3 separate regions of the Homo sapiens genome follow, and all the other regions are linked to region 1. Evidence: chromatin loops called from intact Hi-C (ENCODE). Cell type or tissue: OCI-LY7. All regions are shown on one strand.

Region 1 (2,500 bases):
AAACTCTAATGATAAATGTGTAATCATTTCCAGAGAAATTAAATCAGCATTGTGCTTTGAGATAATTTTTTTTAGTTTAGTGACAAATTGAGGCAATCTATCCCTCTCACTGAGTTTTAGGGTCTGTTTTTCAGTTTACTATTTTATTTTTCTCCTGAAGAGGAAGGAGATAAGAAAAGACAGAATGTAAGAAATGGGGTATAAAAATAGAGAAATTATATACTTCCTTTGTGTTCTGGAAAAAATAAAACACGATGGTTTGCTAATAATTGTGGGAGGTTATGTGTTTGTATGGATTCTTTGCAGTATCACTAATCTACAAAAAAAAAATGGCACATACTGTCCCTATAAGGGATAAAATAAAACAAAACAACAAAGCTTTAGAGCATGACCATCATCGACGATTTGTGAATTTCACACAGCATTTATTCATTAATCTGGTTCAGCATTAGAAAATTTACAAAAATATTTGCCCTCATAATCAGGTATATCAAGCCAAATACACTTGTACTTGAAGAATTCTCTGCTTGGGACAGTGTATGGTGTAGGCTGTAATGACACAATTCAGTTATTCTTGAGTCAAGACCTACAATAGTGAGTGACAGGGTTTTCAGGTAACATATTCAGTCTTCCAGCTCCCATTTCATCCTTCAGTTAACAGGGAGTTAAGAGCCGAATCCTCAAAACGTCCAAGAGAACTCAAAAGAGTTTGCTCAGTGGAGTTCAAATATCAGGCTAAAAGCAAATTGCAATTTTGATTTGAACCCTGCTTCCTACAAGTGTCCCAATGCAGGTGTGGTCTGGATTTGATAAAACATTAACTTTGTTCTCTATGTAAATAAAATGGTGGCTACACAGGTGCACCTGCTGTATGGTATTATGGGCAACCACAAAGTTATCAGAGTGTAACTTAGAAAAAATAAACAGAACAAGTGTGCTAAAGGGCACATTTAGATTGCCGTTGTAGATTGTGTATACAGTTAAATCATTCTGTCAAATAAGTTTAATGTAGTTATTGAATATAATGTATAGTTCACATGGAAGCTAATTTGCCCAGCATTCCCACATGTCCCCTGATTTAGTGAATATTTTAAAACTTTGCTCAACAATTACATAACAGGAAGGTATCTAAAAGTGGAGAAAGAAAAAAACATGGTGTTAAAATGTGGAATAAGCTATGCTTCCTTTTAATATCTTTTGTGAAAAGACAGAATGATGGAGAGCACTGAGAACATTTATTACTGACAGGTGTAATTTCACCCCTACTTGAAAGGCCATGACTTTAAAAGGAGATGAAAGCTTCCAGCTGATGAATGAGGGAAGAAAAGTCTGACAGGAATAACATGACTGTCTCAAGGGAATTGAGTCATGTGGTCCTGCGGTTTACCATTTGGCCATGAAGTTACAAAGATTTACAGTGTGCTCTAAAGGGGTTTGGAACCCGTTTATTTGCACTTACTTTTGGAGGGCTGATAGAACAACTTAAAGAAACTTACAGGGTGACCAGCTCATCACCCAACTAATAATAGCACAATGGTTATCAGCCACCCAGAGCAATATAACCATGACTGATGAAACCCTCCTACAACTAAGTTGGAGGGCTGATAACAAGATTTGAGATAGCCATCTGGGTATAAAAGAGCCTTTATTATTATCATTGAATAGAATCGATGGGTTTGCATCTAGAAAGGAACTTTGTAGATTTTATGGTATCAGAAATAATGTCCCAAAGGACTTTTTAGCTTTAGGTCCATTTTGATGAAAACTTTTTTTAAAAAGTTCTTTAAATGGCACTAACTAAACTAATATACATTCTGTACTATTATTTTTAAGGTGCTGAGCTAAGAAACTGAATTTCAGAAAATTAAGGTTGTAAAATAGAGAAGATAAAGTATGAATTACTATAACCTGAGAAAGAATGTGACAGTGACCTAGGAAAGACAGAAGATAGAATGGGAGACAAAAATGAGAAGTGGCTATTTCTCTGTAGGTACTAAATTTGCATACCGTTTTGTTAGATTTTGCTCTTGCTTTCTTAAATGTGAATATTTTTACCACTTCAGTACTAAGTCCAGGTTAGGGGTTGGGGGACACTGGAAGTGCTGCTGGGTTCAGCAATATTCACTCCAGGGAAATCAGTGTGCTGTCTTCTAAGAACAGAGAGCAGACTCTCATTTCTGTCCACACTTCACTAGTGTCATTTTTTTTAGAGCATTTATCAAATTAAAAGGATTATTAAAGTGATCAGAAAGAAGAGACACAAGGAGGAACCAGAATCTCTTCAATTAATAAATTACTTAGAACTACCTTATAAAGCATAAAAATAAAATAAGTAAGCAAATTCTCTGCAAATCTATAGACACTAATAAGCATTATTCAGCCTTTTTAAAAGTCTTTAAAAACATCCTGTGGGTAAAATTATGCCCAGATATAATCTGGATAAGGATAGGCCTATTAAAGTGCATTTGGTTGGTTCAAACATAGTCTAGAATTTTTAGCT
Region 2 (2,500 bases), 250 kb after region 1:
CATATTATCACACCAAGAAGAAACCTCATATTCATTAGCAGTCATTGTCCAATCTCCCTTCCATCCAGTCCTTGGAAACCATGAATCTACTTGTCTCTATAGATTTACTGATACTGGACATTTTATATAAATGGTATCATGCAGTAAGTAGTCTTTTTTTTCTAGCCTCCTTTGCTTACCCTAATGTGTTAAGGTTTTTCATGTTGTTGCATGTAACACTACTTTATACCTTTTGATGACTGAATAGTATTTTATTACACTTAGGTACCAAATTTTTTATCCATTCATCAGTTGATGGGTTGGACAATTTCTACCTTTTAACTACTATGAATAATACTGCTACTGACATTTGTATATGAGTTTTTAAGTGGACTTAGGTTTTTCAATTCCCTTGAATATGTGTTTGGTAGAATTGCTGGGTCATATAGTAACTCTACGTTGAATTTTTTGAAGACCTGCCAAACTGTTTTCCATTTTCCATTCCCACCAACAATGTAATGCCTTTCATTTCTCTAGTCTTCAAGCTTCTTGAGGGTGAGAACTAAGTCTTGTTTTCTATTGTATTCCCAGAGCCTACAGCACAGAGCCTAATGCACTATGGTTGTCTAATTTGTGAAAGACTGAATAGAAGCCCAAAATATTTTTTTAGCATTTTTGCCTTCTTCTTGAACATCCCTAATCAAAATATACCTTCCTGATATCTTTAACTTTCATCTCTCCAGACTTTTTCCCCTGTGAAGCTATTGTGAGTAATTAACATACTCCTAGATACCAGCACTTCTCGAAATAGGTGCTCTATGATTGCTAGACCAAAGAATTGTGACCTACTTGGAGTTGCTCACCTGCATATTAAAGAAGTTAATGTAAGATGATCTGATAGTGGAACCAAGTGTTTCCAAGTTGCCAGCTGGCTGGCAGTCAGATGTTCATGCATATTTTCAAAGTGATCCTCCAACAAATATAGGCACAGGACATATTTGGCTCTAGGACACCATCTGCTGGCCCTGCTGTCAACAACACTAAATGAACCTGGAAGGGAATGGACTACCACATGGGGCAAAAGGCAACATATGGTACCCATCCCATTACAAAGGCAACCAGAGAAGATCTGCAGATGAAAGGGCCTTCAAATTCTAGCAGCTCTGAATGGGGATTAGTCTCCCAAAACTGGCTCATAAGTAGCCTGATGACTTCCAGCTCTGACCAGTTAAAGAGACTATTGCATAGAGGAAATACCTACTTTGATCCTCAAACACAAAATGGACATGTGATGTCAATAGAACTTAGACTTTAAACATGAATAACTCGTCTTGATATGAAATAGCTTATATCACTCATAAAATTGCATGTGAATTTACAGGAATTCCTTGTAAAATCTCACAAAAATATTTCCACTTCTGCTTCTGACTGATAGACATTGACTGATTCTCACAAAAAGAAAAGACTCTCCCTGATGTTTTACATAAGACACATTTCAAACATTACATTGTACACAGAAAACTAGCCTCATTTCAATTTTCCAAGAATAGAAGTTGATAGTGAATAACTATGTTCGGTAAATTCCTGAGATTTTATATAAATTACCTGTGATAAGCAGAATGCCCCTTTCTCACATTAATGGGATTAAGGATATCCATTCTCTAATCTTAAGAACTGTGAATATGTTGCATTACATACCAAAAGGTCCTTTGCTTCATGAACAGACACTTTTCAAAAGAAGACATACATGCGGCCAACAAACATATAAGAAAAAGCTCAACGTCACTGATCATTAGAGAAAGGCAAATCAAAACCACAATGAGATACCATCTCATGCCAGTCAGAATGGTGATTATTAAAAAGTCAAAAAACAACAGATGTTGGCAAGGTTGTGGAGAAAAAGGAACACTTTTACACTGTTGGTGGGAGTGTAAATTATTCAACCATTGTTTGCCAATTCTTCAAAGACCTAGAGACAGAAATAGCATTTGACCCAGTAATTCCAACACTGAGTATATACCCAAAGGAATATAAATCATTCTATTATAAAGATACATGCATGTACATGTTCATTGCAGCACTGTTCACAATAACAAAGACATGAATCAACCCAAATGCTCATCAATGATAGACTGAAAAAAGAAAATATGGTACATATATACCATGGAATACTATGCAGCCATAAAAAGAATGAGATGATGTCCTTTGCAGGAACATGGATGGAGCTGGAAGCCGTTTTCCTCAGCAAACTTACACAGGAGCAGAAAACCAAACACTGCATGTTCTCACCTCCAAGCGGGAGCTGAATGATGAGAACACATAGACAGGACACATGGAGGGGAATGACACACAGTGAGCCTGTCAAAGTGGGGCTTGGTTGAAGCAAGAGCATCAGGAAGAATAGCTAATAGATGCTGGGCTTAATACCTAGGTGATGGGATGACCTGTGCAACAAACCACCATGGCACATGTTTACCTATAACAAACCTGCACATCCTGCACACATACCCCTGAACTTAAA
Region 3 (2,500 bases), 120 kb after region 1:
CCATTTTACTACTTAAAACATATGAAAGCTTAATGTACTTTAACATTCCTAGAGATCTCATCACAGATTAATTTGTATACCAATAGGCAACAGTACTTTGTCCAAATCATTATTTTACATTTTATCTATATTAGTATTTTGTCCAAGATTATTATTAACTTTTGGTATCAAGCCTATTTGTGGTCATGATGTTTTAAAAACTAGCATGCATAAGAATTTGGAGGTGCTATATGCTATACCACCAGTTTCTATTAGAAATACAGAAAACAGACAGGGTACTGAACCATCATTACTTTTCCATCTATCACATATTCCCATCGATGACTAATTAGCAGAACAATGTGAGAGAAGTATTGAATCATGAACCTATGGCTCTTTGCTGGCCATCTCCCTTCTGTTAATGTAAGTTATTTTAGGCCTAAGTATGTAATAACTTAGAGTCTTGATAGTTGCAATGCAGGAAAAACATATGAGTATTGATTATGAACAAAACAGAGAAATTCAGATTCGATGCACTCAGCTTCCATACTTATTCCTCTTTTTTCATCCCTGTGGTGCACACACAGCTTGATCTCCCTAAACCTCTTGAATAATCCTTGCTGATGTTAATAACCAAAATGCTTAGCTAAAAAGGGCTAAATCAGACCCCTCTCTGCCTTCTAGACTCCAAGGAAGTAACTTAAGGAGAATATGGTGAATGGGCAGCCATCCCTTTCCTCTTTCTCCCCAAGTTGCCTTTTGGAGAGTCTAACAAAAACTATGGCACAAGATACTAGAAAGAGATCGATGATCTGCTCCTCAGTCTTGTCTAATAGTCAAAACTGATAGCCTCTGTAAATTAAAATCCCACAGATAACATTATTTTTAAGAATTAAAATACCTGCTGAGAAGTGATACAGTGCTACATACTTGGAGAGTAAGACCATTTTGAATGTTACATTCACCAGTAAATTAAGAAAAGCAATTTCAAAGACTTAAGGGGAGTTCTCATTAGAAATGGTATATATAAAATTCTCCCACAGAAATTCTTGTTAAAGGGAGTTGAGTTATTTTATGCTAGTTTCCGGAAAGGTTAAAGGAGTTGAATCAAATTTACTTCATTGTTAAGGTATTTTAAATATAATATATAGGCCTTGATTCTAACTAAATTCACAGTGGTCTCCAGGAGTTGAAGAGGTTGTGAACTCAAGCACTACTCTCAGAGAAGCTGGCTGGCTTCTAGCACAAAAAGTCTTCTCCCACTTTGAGCCACACTACTGTGCATTACTGACATTTAATCTCTTGGCTACCCTGGGACATTGTGTAGAAACCCAAACACAACTAATGAGGGCCCCAGCCAATGCTGGCCACTAGACTAAATGCAGGTGGGCTTTTTAACGGATCTGTGAATCAAAGCTGCCCCCTACAGAGGCTATAGAAACTGAGACTCAAAAAACTTTTAGAGCTACCCAGGCAGAGGCATTGGTCATATGTATGCCTCGGGGCAGCCAAGATGTAGTCAACCTTCAGGTAGGGTGTACTGACAGAGATACACAGTGCTGAGGCCTGGGATATTTCTCTTTAGAAAGCACAAGAACCCTAACGGGGTGAGAGAAGGCACATTTTGTTTTCTTATTGCATTGCATCCTCACAGATCAATCAAATTAATGTCTTTTTCCCCAAGAGAAGAATGTTTGGGCTATTTTTCTGGCAACCAAAGACAAGTCACCTAGAGATCCTGAAAGTCCTAAAACTCAATATTAGGGCTAGAACTTTTTCCTTTAGCAGCCAAACCTGAACAAGAACTTCTCTGTATCCTGGGTTTGGTGAGCAAGGGCTAAGTAGAACCCCCACATTTTGGAATCTGCATCTCAGAAGCATGTTTCAGAAAACACAGCTACAATTTGACCCCTAGGCAGGCAGCCCTGGGTGTAGAAATTACTGGCATTTGCAGGCTTCCTCTAGAAAACAAGGGTAGTGAGAGGCACTTAGTGCCCTTCCAGAAATGCAGCTTCACACATTGTCTCCATTTCCACTACTAACTTGTGGACACCAAGTAACCAAATATTATTTAAGACCAAGCAAGCAGAACTTAATAGTCATTCATGTGGCTAGGTTAGAATTTCAGCTGGGTGTGGTGGCATGTTCCTGTACACCCAGCTACTTGGGAGGCTAAGGCGGGAGAATCACTTGAGGCCAGGAGTTTGAGTCCAGCCTGAGCAACGCAGCCAAACCACAACTCTAAAAAAATAAATATATAATAAAAAGTAAAACAGAATTTAGCGACTAGGTTTAAATTACATGGACTATAATGCTTCATAATGAAAATTAAATCTAGATTATTAGTGGCTAAGGCATTGTAGCAGAGAGCAAAAAATGCATTATGAAGAATGAAATTAAAAGGGCCTTTACTACGTATGTGAAAATGCATAATTTTGATGCATTAAAATATATTCAGATAAAGACTTAATGTTTTTAGTTAACATTGACATATTTGCTTCATCTATCCTTTTTTCTTTCC

What was found. Peaks named below come from ENCODE experiments on the same cell type or tissue, not always from the same donor. Only the 100,000 strongest peaks of a DNase experiment are listed, where the experiment ranks them.
Region 2: a loop joins it to region 1, with 10 times the contacts of the local background. A loop is called at or near these places in 14 of 110 quality-filtered maps.
Region 3: it touches region 1 in a loop (4-fold over the local background); 2 of 110 quality-filtered maps call a loop at or near these places.

Annotation. Positions count from the first base shown.
Region 1 is chr4:80,609,909-80,612,408 of GRCh38, reverse strand. All of the region lies in intron 3 of CFAP299 (cilia and flagella associated protein 299), which reads right to left. Among named protein-coding and RNA genes, the nearest start is that of CFAP299, 280 kb to the right of the region's middle. In OCI-LY7, no CTCF peak of the experiment used is centred here; DNase peaks (open chromatin) are centred at 828, 1,388 and 2,028; H3K4me3 peaks cover 2,143 bases; H3K27ac peaks cover 2,500 bases.
Region 2 is chr4:80,364,610-80,367,109 of GRCh38, reverse strand. All of the region lies in intron 2 of CFAP299 (cilia and flagella associated protein 299), which reads right to left. Among named protein-coding and RNA genes, the nearest start is that of CFAP299, 30 kb to the right of the region's middle. In OCI-LY7, CTCF peaks have their summits at 801 and 1,001 (motif pointing left); a DNase peak (open chromatin) is centred at 959; H3K27ac peaks cover 1,954 bases.
Region 3 is chr4:80,485,700-80,488,199 of GRCh38, reverse strand. The region is part of intron 2 of CFAP299 (cilia and flagella associated protein 299); the gene reads right to left. Among named protein-coding and RNA genes, the nearest start is that of CFAP299, 150 kb to the right of the region's middle. In OCI-LY7, CTCF peaks have their summits at 1,200 and 1,403; a DNase peak (open chromatin) is centred at 1,389; H3K27ac peaks cover 1,682 bases.